4 separate regions of the Homo sapiens genome follow, and all the other regions are linked to region 4. A link is a contact called in ENCODE Hi-C or POLR2A ChIA-PET data. All regions are on one chromosome and are shown on one strand. The core of a region is the stretch at or near the end of the contact, and the rest is flanking DNA. Distances in the headings are between cores, read along the strand shown.

Region 1 (3,256 bases), core at 173-2,672, 410 kb before region 4:
ATCTGGAAGTTAAAAAGTTTGAAACAGATATTTCAGTTTTCACTTATAGCCTCCTTCCATCTTCTTCCCCCTCCCCAACTCCTACTGGATTCAGACAAGGGCCAGGACACAAGGCTGAATGCAAAAGGACCCCTCCCTTCCCAAGACTTTATCTTTGTTCCTAGCTCAAGCTCAGTGTGTCTGGCTCCTTCTTCCTCAAAGATTTGTTCTGTCCCAGGAGGCTCCTCAATCGCTCCAGTCAATTGGCTTCTAGAGCCTTGCCCTATCAGTTCCACAGATACATCCACACGTCTGAACTCCAGCCACAGTTTAGACTCAAGTGGGGAGCTCCCACCGCAGCACCGTTCTGTACCTGTAACTAGCAATGGTTTGTAGCCTTTGAGCAGAAATAGGGAATGAAACTGCCGAGAATTTAGGGATGGAAACTGGCACAGGCATGGGAAACCGTTTGAGAATGCAGGAGTTAGCTGGGTTTACTAGATTATAACTCTTATGAAGACCACATAGCACACAACTCAGCATATAAATTAGTCTTAACACATATACATTGAATTTCTTTGAAATGACCAAATTGTAGGCAGATAAAATGGCTTCCTTTTACAGAATCTTCCCTTCAGAGAGTGCCTTTCAATGGCACCACCTTCCCTCCACCCAAAATAAAACCTTCAACATTTTCACCTTAAGTGAAATGTTTATAACACACTTTGAAATAGTGAGTGTGGTGAAGATAGTTCTATTCAATCTGCTACGAAGAAACAAGACACAAAGATCTGACTTGGCCACCATCCCCGAAGGCATCCGTGGCAGAACTGGGATGGTCCCTCATTCCCCAGTGGTCTCAAGCGTTTGTTCTGATGTCCCTGTATGTAATTGTTTTGATAGCAATTTTCCTGGTTCTCTCTCACTAGCTTGCTAACTACGCATGTCAATCACATTCAGGAACACCATGGGCCTAAGGGTCAGCCACATCTCAGGAGAATGTGATTCAAAAGAGGACACAAGGCATAATATAGCACTTTCTCCTTCTAGCATGTATGTCAGTTGCGTTGCGGCCTCGAAAGTCTGACAATGTGTAAAGAGAGTGTTGCATTTTTTTTCCTTCCCCCAGATGCAGAAAGGAAAGGATTTATGAAGTACTCTGACCACAATTTTAAAGCAAGTGAGAAACCCAACAGTGTAAGATCCTCTTACTAGAGAACACTCAATGGTACTGAAAGAGTTCTCCACCTAAACTCTAAAGAACCCGAAGAGAGGTCCAGTTTTTTCCTCCCAAAGATCCATCTCCAGAGCTTCACTCCCTAGTCCGTTAGGGAAGCCGGGACGGTGGGAGAGCCACAGATACTCTTTCTCCTACGGAACCCTTGGACCTCTTGCCCCGTTTCCCTGTCACTTTAGGGAGCAGCACGCAGGAGACTAGAGGCCAGGGTCCAAGCCCGCAGCCGTAGCAGGCCGGACGAAGAAAGCGGGCCGGAAGGGCAGCGTCGCGGTGCTGGAGGCTGTTGCTGGGAGGCGTGGATTCTGGAAAGTGCGTGTGCGCGTCCCTGGAGCACCGCCCGCGGAGCCGATTGGCCCGGACGCGCGGCGGGGGAAGCCCTTGGCTAATCTCCTGCCACTCAGCCCGGCTGACGTCGGCGCCCGGGATGCAGCGCCGCGAACCTCTCGCCCCGCCGGGCCGGGCCGCGCGCGGAAGGACAAATAGTTCCGGCGGCAGTGCCGCGCACCTCTACGCGGCTCTGCTCGCCCCGCCCGGGCTGCCGAGCCCGAGGCAGGGGTGGCGGGAAGTGGGGGCGGGCGGAGCAGGGCCGGCCTGTGCGGCTCTCGGACCCCGGCTCCGCTCTTTGCGGCCAGACGGGTGGATTGCGCTCCCTAGGGAAGAGTAATTGGATTCCAGGCTCCCTCCAGCCGGGATCAGCGGAAGTCGGCTGCTAAGCCTGCAGCCTGGGAGGGGCGTGTGGGGAGGAAGGAAAGGTGGGGAGCGCCGCCGGGAGGGACACGGTGAAACCACTGTCCTCTTAAGTGCCTGCGTGCTTGTTTCTGTACAGGCCGCATCGGGAAGCTGGGTATAGAGAAGGATTAACAGAGATTGCACCCTGGTGACCTTTCCCCTCAGGCACGTGACTCTTGCCCCTTCCAAGTTGTCATCCTCATTGTGAAATTCACCTGGTAGCTGATACTCAGGAGAGGAATACTTTGGAAGCCTGAGTCTTCTAGCCATCACCCTTCTGTTTTTCTCTCAAAGCTCCACTTGGAGCTCAGCTGGAGAAGGAACCCTGTGAAGTCTGGAATTGGACATGTCTCTTATTAACGAAGTAATTGTGGAGAAAACAGCATTCTTACCACTATCATCCAGGAAAGTATCCCAAGTCCCTTCCTTGGCAGTAGCAAACTTCCCTTAATTCCCTTCCCCTTGAGGAGATGCAGCCAGAATGAGAGCCTTAAGCAGAGTTTTTGGGTGAAATGATAGGCATGTTCTAGGAATTGTGACTTAAACTTGGACCTCTTGTGATTTTTTTTCTTTTCATCTTAATTACTGCATTTCACTCATTCATCATGAAATAAACTCTTACTGAAGGCTTTGTTTGTTCCAGGCTCTGTTCTACTTATCAGACATACGTCAGTGAGTAAAACGAATGCACTCATGGAACCTCATTACAGTTGCTCTAGTGGGGGAGATAGTACATTTACAATCATATACAATTGTATAATGTCATGTAGGGAAGAGCGCTATGAAGAAAAAGAGCAGAAGGACGAAGTATGCAGATGAGAGTTGAACATTATTTTATATTTTAGATAAGTTGATTGAAGAAGGCCTCTTTGAGGAAGTTATGTTTAAACAGAGGTCTAGATAAATGAGGTAGAAAGCCAAGCAAATATTGGGGTTGGGGGGGTTGGGGAGAAGATTCTGGGCAGAAGTAAGAGCAAGTGCCAAGGCTCTGCAGCCAGAGACAGTTTGGTGAGTCTGAATTAGTAGAAAGGAGGCCAATGTGAATGCTGTGCAGTAAGCCAGAAAAACAGTTAGAAATAAGGCTGGAGATGGGGTGATGAGTATGTGCATGCTTGGCATTTACTTTTAACATAATTTGAAACTTCTCTAAGTTTTGTATGCACTAAAGTGTCCTGCATTCTTCCTGTGTCTCCACCAGACACTACATTTCATTTCATTCAGAGACACCACTTTTTTTCCTCTTGGTCTAGCAGTAAGTGTTTATTTCTGTTTTTCTCTCACCCTCTTCTACTGATCTATAACTATTGGTTC
Region 2 (3,500 bases), core at 674-3,173, 410 kb after region 4:
CTTTTAGAATCCAGGAAAAGCTACACAGCATTTAATATCAACACATATACCTTGAGTCTGATAAGAAACACAACTTACTTTCTCTGAAGCCTGCTAACTGGAGGCTTCATCTGCATGATAAAATTTCGGTCTCCACAAGTTCTTATGCTAACCTAGACATTCCTTTAAATCAATTACCAATCAGAAAAAAACTTAAATTTACCTATAACTTGGGAGCCCATCTTGCCCCACACCCGCTCTGCTTTGAGTTGTCCCACCTTTGTGGATTAAGCCAATGTTTATCTTAAATGTATTTGATTGATGTCTCATGTCTCCCTAAAATGTATAAAACCAAGCTGTGCACCAACCACCTTAGGCACGTGTTCTCAGGATCTCCTGAGGGCTGTGTCACGGGCCATGGTCACTCATATTTGGCACAGAATACATCTCTTCAACATTTTACGGAGTCTTTTTTTTTTTTTTTTGTCAGTACCACAGACAACCACCTGACTCGAGGACCTTACCTATTTCTCATTCAGCCAATGCTGCAGCACGTTATTAACGTCCTTGAAAGCAAGTCTTATACAGAGAAAACTTATTTTGATATATTAATGAATCTGATCAGAATGGACCAGATTGGGGGGATAGATAAATGGTTGCAATTGTGCTCCCTGGAATAGCTTTGGAGTTTACCTAGATCTTCTGTCTCTTTAGGACAGAGCTGCTTGTGTTTATATAGCATCTTACACAGGATTGAGACAACTTCAATTTCCTATATCAAAAAATCGGGGGAGGGCGGTGGGTTATGGGGGTGTTCAAACCTCCCAAGTGACATCTGCTGTGACTGCATGTCTTCCTACTCTTTCCACTGGGATGCACCTCTGGTAGCTGAACTATAACGAGAAGGTAAAAGCTGTGTCCAATACCTATTAAGCTGCCTTCTTCTCAACAGCTGGGGAGGTGGCGGGGGTGGGGGGGGGCGGAGGGAAGTCTTTTCAACAGTTTTACACATTTGGAAATAGGCCTAAAGTGAAGAAGGGGATTTTCAAATTGGTGTGTTGGAAAAGGGGCTGGGCTTTTGAGTTTGAAATCTGGTGCTGTCACTTACTGGTTTTGTGCCCTGGGAATATTTATTTCAGTTTTCATGCCTCTGTTTTTCTATAGGCAAAGTAGAAAATTCGAAAAGGTCCTCAACGAGTTTGTACAGCTGCTCCCACTCCCTCATCACCTCTTGTGGGCCTTTGGAAATGTATGTTGGAGGAGACATTTTGGATTGTTGCAATGACTTGGGAGTGCCATAGCACCTAGCAGGCAGAAGCCAGAAACACCAAATGTCTTAACAATGCTTGAGGCGGTGCTACAAATGAAGTCCTTCTCCAAATGCATTGAGCCCCAAGAAAAATCGCTGATTCTGAGGAACCTTCCAACTTTAACAATTTCAGGACGTCCCTAAGCTGAGCTAGGAGGCACCACGCACAGGCCGGAGGCACCACGCACAGGCCAGAGTCTCCCAAATCCTGTCCCGCACTCTCTCCCACCTTATTAATGGCCAGCTCATCTTTCAAGTTTCGACTTGAACCACTTCTCAGAGATATCTTCCCAGGTGCCCATCCCAACGTTACTATTATATCATAATTTGATTCTCCCTCCCCCCATCCCCCCGCCAACTCTGTAAACCCCAAGTATAACACAGGACGTTGCTATTTGTTGACTGACACATAGTGCTTGGTGAGGTCACGCTGGCGCTGAATACTTTTTGTATAAACCGACGAACAGCTGATGACCGCATGAATGCTCACACAAGGGGAAAGGGCGCCAAGCCAAGGAGCCGGCGTCATCCGACGTAACTTCCGCCCTTTAACGCTCCTGCGGACGCCCCCTTCTCCCAGTCCGTGTTTGTTTCCGGAATTTCAATAAAGCTCGATTCGGCTCGAAGAAGACCCCGTTCTTCCGGGAAAATGGCGACTCCCGCTCGTGCCCCGGAGTCACCGCCGTCCGCGGATCCGGCGCTAGTAGCGGGGCCTGCCGAGGAAGCCGAGTGCCCGCCGCCGCGCCAGCCTCAGCCCGCGCAGAATGTGCTCGCTGCCCCGCGGCTTCGAGCCCCAAGCTCCCGAGGACTTGGCGCAGCGGAGTTTGGTGGAGCTGCGGGAAATGTTGAAGCGCCAGGAGAGACTTTTGCGCAACGAGTAAGCTGGGGTCCCGCGGAGTCTCCGCCAGGCTCCTTCAGCTCGAGCTCCCTGGGCGCTCCCCTCCCCTCCCGCACTCTGTTCCCTTCCCTGGAAGGTGACTTTGACTCAGTCACATTCGCTTCAGTCCTACGGGCGAGTGGACGGAGGGCTTGCTGCGGCAGAGCCGTGCCTCTTCCTGGCCAGGCACGTATGCCTGCGAGGATAGCTCGGATTGAACGGCTACCTGGCGTTGCAGGGAGTTAGTAGCCCCTGGTCGGTTTTATTTACCCGGGGACTGTGGTGGTTCCATGAGTCTGCTTTCTAAACCCTTTTGTCGCCCGCACCCCTAACCCATAACAGATTGTCAGCTTCATCTCTGGATTCTAAGCTTACAGGAACCGTAGGAAATGGGAAGAGTGGGATATGAAGAGGGGTTTATTAGGCCGGGAAAGTTCGACCCTCATTCAGCTGGCTGGTTGAACGGATTTTAGCAAGGGAGCCACGTAATAAAAGTGATTTTGTTTTTTAGGCAGCTTTGTTCAGCAGCTTGTTGCAAAAGATGGTTTGAAGGAATAAAAAGCAGAAGACAGTAGAAGGATATTTTCAGAGAGACTTCCCACGAGACACTTGTAAGAAAGTGAGCTAGGAAGGGATTGGGAGAACTTTTAAGCATGGACTAATTTAAATGCAGTTGACAGAGATGGCTGAAGTTTCCAATCTATATGGAAGACCACTAGCAAAAATAGGAAAATTCAGGGAGAGGAATAGATCCAAGGTTGATTTTACTTAGGGTGTGCAGAGTTGAGAGGAGAGCAGGACAGACATTTGGTTAATCGAAAACCAAACACTTAAAAGCTGGAGAAGTAGTCATGAGGCTCAAGAAAGAGAGAACCCTGGAAAAATACAGAAAACAGGAATTTCAGCTGTAGAGTGTTGTTAATAGTTGAAATTGTGGGGATGAATGTAGTGTCAAAAAGAACAGAGGACTTAAGGTGTAATTTTTTCTTTCCATTTATTGTATAGTTAAAGAAAAGGGAATCAGAAAAGGAACTCTGTCATCCAGCAAAAGGGACAAATAAATAATTGGTTGGGATCAAGACATGTGTTTTGACCTTGTGAGAATAGGTTTTGAATGTATAGCAGTGAATTAACTTTTTGGTCTCAGGACTCCGTTATACTTTAAGAATTATTGACATCCCAAAGAGCTATTTTATGTGTTGTATCTAGCGAAATGTATTTACTTATCAGAAATACGTCTGAAGTCTTTAAAACATAAGCATACACAAGCACACATTCTATTCTAGAACAATGATGTCATCACATGCCATGTAGCCTCTGGAAAACTCCACTGTA
Region 3 (3,272 bases), core at 662-3,161, 280 kb before region 4:
ATACTACCTTACTGCTGTTGATACCTTTTCATATCATAGTGTTGATGTACCAGTCTGATAAGCCAACTTCTCCACACTTGTGAACTTTGAAACTAATTTGTGTTATGTGTTCACTCAGCTTGTGGGACCATTTGCACCCTGATGATGGTATGCCTTCTATCCCAAAAGCCACTCTACAGTGGGCTGTTAGTCAGGATATTTAGTGGGCCTTCCTCATTCCCTACCATCAGTGGAAATCCAATATTGTTGAGTGTTGGAGTGGTCACAAAATTGACTCAAAAAAAAAAAAATTTCTGACCTTCTCTCATTTCCTCCTGGTCCTTAGTAAGCAGTTTGGTCCCTTGAATGTGGCCTATCCCCAGAGAGGGAACATGTCCTATTTGCTGCTTCCTGGTTAATGATCAGGATGAAAGACCTTGGGAGTTACATAGATGTATTTTGAAAATTCCTGGGCATGATGTCTTTTTCTTTTTCTTTCTCTCAGAGGTTGCCACAGGCCAGCCTGCTAGGTACACCCTCCAGGTGGCAGCCTACCTAAAGGGGTCTTAGGGGATTAAGAATTATTTCTGGCTCAACAACTCAGATTCTTCTGCAGGGTTGACAGTCAGGTCAGAAGTATGATAACCATTTGGTGAATATACAGATAACTAAGTTTCCCTACAGTGGTCCTTATGGGTCAAGATATGGGGGTGGGGAGGTATAATGGTTCTCTGGACCTTTATTATTATTATTATTATTATTATTATTATTGTTATTATTATTATTATTATTAATGTTCTCGTTTCTTTTGCAGTGACTCTTCCAGATGAAGGGTCTGAGTCTGAGGAGGAGATTATTATCAACAGTTACAAGTGCCTTAAATAGTCCAGGCGTGGTGGCTCACACCTGTAATTCCAGCACTTTGGGATGTGAGGCAGGCAGATTGCTTGGGCTCAGGAGTTCAAGACTAGCCTGGCCAACATGGCGAAACCCTGTCTCTACAAAAAATAAAAAATTAGCCGGGTATGGTGGTACATACTTGTAATTCTGGCTACTCAGGAGGCTGAGGTGGGAGGATCACCTGAGCCCTGGAGGCAGAGGTTGCAGTGAGCCAAGATTGTGCCACTGCACTCCAGCCTGGGCGATAGAGCCAGACCTTGTCTTAAGTGAAAAACCAAAACCAAAATTCAGATGCTTTAAATTTAACATAGTGCTAAGTCTCCCACCCGTTTCCAGATGGCTCAGCCCATGTTTTGGTTTTCATTCCCCATAACCAATGATGGCCCCAGCACTCTAACCTTCCATGCAAAATAGCTGTCAATATCTTCAGATGTCTTGCCCACCCCCATTTTTGTAGCCATTGCTCAGTTATTCCATAAAGTGGCTGAATGCCACCTTGCTGTTGTGTGGACAAACAGGAGAGGTTTGGCTGGCTGAGGTTTGGCTGAGTTTAGAAGTAGGGCAAAATCTCAGGCCCTTCATGGTTGACACTGAGATTATGGGTGCTGTCTCTGGAGTGTCCATTTGTGGGCTACATAGCCCCATGTCATGTTTCTTAGACAGTTTCTCCAAAAAAACAAGGACTTAGAGACTCAGTTATTTGAACTAAAATAAGAATGCTAAGCCACACTATTCTGATGGAAGACCTTGTTTGAAGTACTGTGGGCTTGTGCCCTGACTGATTTATATCTTACTTGTGGAGTTCCAACCATTGTAAACAACACTTCTTTCCAGGGCGATCTCATGACTTCTTGGTCCCTTAGTTCTTATATAGAAGCCAGACATTAATTTGCCCCCTTACCAGAAACATAATGACTTGTATTGTAAGAGTGATTTTAAGAGACCTTTAGGTATTTAAGGAAACATCATATAGTTCTCATATGATTGCTGAGATTTCTCCAAAATCAGGCTAACCTAGATTACTTGGGGGAATTTCCTGGAGGGGCTGACTCATTCATTATTTACGTGTACCCTGCAGGTAGTTTATCTCTAGGATGGAGTCATCCGGTTAGGATAGGTATTATGAAATCAGTCCCTGACTTCAGCTGAAATGATTAGTGTTAGGATTTTATCTCTAAAAGGTATTCAGGTCAGCATCAAGTCACTAGCCAGAATTGTTATGTATGATAGAATTGCCTGGGACTTCTTCATGGGCCAGACAGATTACAAGGTAGATTCTGTGTAATTGCCAATGCATCTTCCTATACCTGGATTAATGCTTTAGTTTAAGTGGAAAGGTCAACACAGAAACATGAGGAGGAAGCCAGTTGAATTTCTAAGGTAGACTTTGATGGTTTATGGGATTTGTTTAGCTGATTTTGTCCAAGACCCTAGAGGACCTAGTGGAAGTCAGTACTGTAGATTGACCTCACCTTGCTGCTCAGAGTTCCTGTTTGTAGTAGCCTTAATTACATAATTCATAAGGCAAATTAAATACATTTGGTCCTCCCTTTGTTGGTCAGATTAATCAGCTTGGTTGATAGAATGGCATACTTATAGAAAAATTGACTGGGAGCCTAAGACAATGTAGAAGCAAAGGGTACATATTGTTAGAAGGTGATTTTCCTTGGGCCTCTTGCATTTCCATGTTTTACAAGCAGAAGCACTGACTGCCTTTGTTTTGGACTGTCCTTTCAAGGATGCTTGTATACTAAACAGCCATGGAAAGTAGACATAGTTTCTCCCTCTGGAACAAAGGGCAGGTATGTTTACTGTGTATATGGAGAGAGAATTTATCTCTCCAGAGCAAAAGTCAGCCATACTTACTGTGCATTATAGATCTGGGCTTCCTAAACTCAGGCTTCCTTTCCTGTAAACGCACTGGGCATGCAGACATCCATTTGGGCTCATCCGTGTTGCTGTCATGACAGTGGGGATAAGGGAACTGATGCAAATATGCTGATATATTCTTGCTGGGATGTGACTAATAAAGTCATTTGTCTCTGATCTGAGTCTCCTGTCTTCTACCTTCATCCTTGAAAGGGTGGCAGGCTACCTTGTTAGTTTACAAGTAGGGCAAAATCTCAGGCCCTTGACACAGTTGACACTGAGATTATGGGTGCTCTCTCTAGAGTGTCCATTTGAGGGCCTCGTAGCCCCATGTAATAAAAGATCCATTTGAGAAGTAAATAAAAATTTCAAAGGCATATACCCTTCAGCCTAGCAATGCCATTTAAATGTATATGCCCTCTAGCTGACTTAAGGAGAGTCACAAGTTATCGCCCTTGAGACAAATCTGGCTCACTGCTTATTTCTTGTAAATGAAGATTTGTTGTAACATAGCCGCACCAATA
Region 4 (3,207 bases), core at 369-2,868:
AGAAGGAAGGGAGATGGGAAGGCAGGGAAAGGAGAAAGGGAAGGAGAGAAGGAAAAGATTCTGCTCAAATGTCCCTTTGGAAACCTTCCTTGACCCCCGCGTTGGTGTGGGGCCGGGGGAATGGGGAGGCTGTTTTCTGCTCAGCCAGAGCAACAAGGCCCATGAGGAGACAGGAGGGATGTCTGGGGAGCAGTCCCAAGCCACAGAGTCCTTCTGGGGACCAGCCACACCATGAAGAGAGAGCAGAACAGGGAGCATAGCACAGACCTATGACATAGCACTGTGCCATGACATCAGCTGGCAAAGGCCCATGGGACCAGGAGGGAGGCATTAGAAGGGCGAACACTAGCAGCTGTTGAGTAGGAAGAAATGTGAGCCGACTTCTCTACCTAAGGAAGCGGTGGCAAGGCCGTGGAGGTTCGGGATGGGGACGGGTTCCAGGATTAGAGTGCTTTTTTTTTTCTTTCTTTCTTTTGAAGGAGGAGAGGCTATGGGAGCCTCAGGTACCGAGCATCTGGTGTCTGGAGAGATGCAGCTACTCAAGGCAGTTTCTGATCTGGAACCAGGAAGTCTCTGTTTCCCCACCAGCCAGCAAACGTTCTGGACTTGGTGCTGGGCCTGCCACCACCAAAGGTGGAGATGCCCCACATACCTGCGTCAGGCATGACAGGTCACCCCTGAGTCCTTGGGTCTCCCCAAGGCTTCTCCAGGGCTTCCCAACAGGGCTGAGATTCAAGAAAACGCTCAAGGTCCACCCCACTGCTCCGACCCTCTCACCAGAAGAAAAGGGCTGTGTCCCAAGGGCAGCCTGCTTGGGAAAAGAATATGTGGGGTGACTTGTCCAGATCTGCCCAGGGAGGCTGGGAATGGAGAGAGAAAGGAATCTGCCCACCAGTTGGGGGAAAAGTGGATTTCGCAACAACCTTGATGATATTAAATGCTTGGGGGGCCTGGGAAGACCAAATGTTTAATATTTGGAGAAGAGGCTGTCTAAACAGAGTAATTAGGAGGCTCCTTTGTAGTGATATGAAAGAGATGAATTGGGTATATTTGACATCAAAGACAGGAGATCCAGTGGGGAATGAGACCCACGGCCGGGCGTGGGCAGCGCTGGAGGACAGGCTCTCCCAGTGTGCTGCGGGGGAGGGCAGCCCCTGCAGTGTGCGTGTTGAGTGCTGGGAAACCCCCAAGTAACACTTCCCCCCTCATTTAACACACTTCCTAAAACCTCTCCTCCCCAAAAGCCACTTTGCAAAAGCAGCGATTACCACCAACCACGAGAAACACAGGAGCCTGCCTTCCACTGTTTACCACTGGGCAGGAAGTCGTTTATGGACCAGTCTCTTGCCCAGGCTAAACTCAGAAGTGGACACTGAGGGCCGGTTGTGGGTGCCACCAGGCAAGCTAGGGCATCGGAGTTCAGCAGAGCTGGGTGGGAATTCTGCTTCTCCCTCCACTACCTGGGTAACCCTGGGCAAGTCACTTAGCCTCTCCGAGCATAAACTGGTTTGCTTGTAATATGCAAATAATAAGGGGTGGGGGAAATTTTTTTTTTTTTTTTTGAGACAGAGTCTCGCTCTGTCACCCAGGCTGGAGTGCAGTGGCGTGATCTCGGCTCATTGCAACCTCCGCCTCCTGGGTTCAAGCAATTCTCCTGCCTCAGCCTCCTGAGTAGCTGGGATTACAGGCGCCCGCCACCACTCCCAGCTAATTTTTGTATTTTTAGTAGGGACGAGGTTTCACCATGTTGGTCAGGCTGGTCTCAAACTCCTGACCTCGTGATCTGCCCTCCTTGGCCTTCCAAAGTGCTGGGATTACAGGCGTGATGGAGATGATACTCCCTAAATCACAAGGGTGTGGTGTGAAGATGAAATGGCTGCACGTGACAGAGGAGTTGGAGAACAGGAAGCAAGTGGATTACTTGGATGAACTGTGATGGGCCCAAGAAGAACTAAGCCAATCACTCCAGGGGGCGTTTTCCCAGGATCCAGGCAGAGAGCTGATTCCAGCATCCACGTTGTATCCCCCTCCCGCTGTGGCCGGGGTCTCCAAGAGCCGGGCACCCACTGCAGAGCTTCCAAGCCCAGGCCCATTTGAACACAGGAGGACTTTTGAGGTTCATTTAACCCCAAAATCAGTGATTCTACATCTCAAGCTCATATTTTGAAGTGTTTACGGGTAAGTCATATGATACTGGTCATTTATTTTTTAAATATTCTAGCCAAAAGTACATGGTAGACAAAGTGAGAATGTCAGAATGTTGATAATTAGTGAAACTAGACGAAGATACATGAAAGTTTAATTTTGATTCTCACCTACTTTCATGTGCATTAGGAAACTTTCATAATAAGTTAAAGTAACAAAATAGGCCAGACTCGGCTGCTCATGCCTGCAATCCCAGCACTTTGGGCGGCTAAGGCAGGCGGATTACTTGAGGTCACGAGTTTGAAACCAGCCTGGCCAACGTGGTGAAACCCCATCTCCCCTAGAAAATAAAACAAAAAAAAAAATTGTAGCTGGGCATGGTGGCAGGCCCCTGTAATCCCACCTACTCAGGAGGGTGAGGGAGGAGAATCGCTTGAGCCTCAGAGGCAGAGGTTGCAGTGAGCCAAGATTGCGCCATTGCACTCCAGCCTGGGTGAGAGAGCGAGACTCCATCTCTGAATAAATAAAGTAACAAAATACATTTCAGTCTCGAGCTCCAGTTCCCTGCCAGGAAGAGCTGAAGCTGAGCTCTGGCACCCCCTGCTTCTTCTCCCTCATCCCTAAAACATGTGGGGTACTGGGTGCCAAAGGAGATCTGAAGATGGCCACCACTCAGACCAGCAGTAGAGGCCAAGAAGGTGGTGAGAAATTTTAAGGTATTGTAGCATATGCTCTCCAGGGTGAGGACACAGGATGCTGGGACCTAAGGAGGGAGAAGTTAACCCAGAGAGGGCCCAAGTCAGGGAGGACCTGACTGTGGTGACAGAGCCAGTCATGCTAATAATAGGAGCAGTGGTTTTGCAATCACAAATATTGGTCTGGGGGACTGCGGGCCCAATGTGGTGGGAGTTTTAGAGCAGGGACCCCTCCACTGTACGTGGATTCTTATACTTGCTAAGTTGCACTGAATTCTCAATCAACCCATTTGGAGGCTCTCACCAAGACAGGAGTCCCTTTGAATTGGTAGGATGTTAAAAGCTTCCTCCAGCCATTGACCCTGGG

Evidence for each region. Hi-C counts contacts between places; a loop is a spot of excess contacts on that map. ChIA-PET counts read pairs that join two places held with the same protein, here RNA polymerase II (POLR2A). Pooled maps may share reads with other maps.
Region 1: a loop to region 4 is called in a map of dorsolateral prefrontal cortex, with 3 times the contacts of the local background. The contact joins the promoter of LINC03065 here to the promoter of LINC00926 in region 4. A Hi-C loop is called at or near these places in 5 of 168 maps with a recorded cell type or tissue (dorsolateral prefrontal cortex, heart left ventricle, naive thymus-derived CD4-positive, alpha-beta T cell and 1 more), 7 of 37 single-sample maps with no recorded cell type and 22 of 50 pooled maps.
Region 2: a loop to region 4 is called in a map of B cell, with 3 times the contacts of the local background. The contact joins the promoter of POLR2M here to the promoter of LINC00926 in region 4. A Hi-C loop is called at or near these places in 1 of 168 maps with a recorded cell type or tissue (B cell) and 2 of 50 pooled maps. POLR2A ChIA-PET finds 5 or more read pairs at or near these places in 3 of 52 experiments (activated B cell, activated CD8-positive, alpha-beta memory T cell and activated T-cell).
Region 3: a loop to region 4 is called in a map of HCT116, with 4 times the contacts of the local background. The contact joins the enhancer-like site here to the promoter of LINC00926 in region 4. A Hi-C loop is called at or near these places in 12 of 168 maps with a recorded cell type or tissue (B cell, GM12878, HCT116 and 8 more), 34 of 37 single-sample maps with no recorded cell type and 21 of 50 pooled maps.

The regions. Positions count from the first base shown.
Region 1 is chr15:56,885,646-56,888,901 of GRCh38, forward strand. LINC03065 (long intergenic non-protein coding RNA 3065) reads left to right here and starts at 1,423. Exons shown (of 2, transcript NR_183870.1): 1 at 1,423-1,525; 2 at 2,111-2,576. It overlaps TCF12-DT (TCF12 divergent transcript), which reads right to left. Exons shown (of 4, transcript NR_015419.2): 4 at 525-2,279. RefSeq lists an enhancer at 1,257-1,346 and a silencer at 1,467-1,896.
Region 2 is chr15:57,704,791-57,708,290 of GRCh38, forward strand. POLR2M (RNA polymerase II subunit M) reads left to right here and starts at 1,924. Exons shown (of 4, transcript NM_015532.5): 1 at 1,924-2,165. The coding sequence starts at 2,053. It overlaps GCOM1 (GCOM1, MYZAP-POLR2M combined locus), which reads left to right. Exons shown (of 17, transcript NR_104371.3): 14 at 1,144-1,582. RefSeq lists an enhancer at 1,819-2,038 and a silencer at 2,359-2,408.
Region 3 is chr15:57,014,145-57,017,416 of GRCh38, forward strand. All of the region lies in intron 3 of TCF12 (transcription factor 12), which reads left to right. Among named protein-coding and RNA genes, the nearest start is that of TCF12, 97 kb to the left of the region's middle. Within about 2 kb of position 1,912, at least 2 of the 41 ENCODE cell types and tissues checked have a DNase peak (open chromatin) inside an H3K27ac peak, as active enhancers do.
Region 4 is chr15:57,298,747-57,301,953 of GRCh38, forward strand. LINC00926 (long intergenic non-protein coding RNA 926) reads left to right here and starts at 1,619. Exons shown (of 3, transcript NR_024433.1): 1 at 1,619-2,178. RefSeq lists an enhancer at 161-280.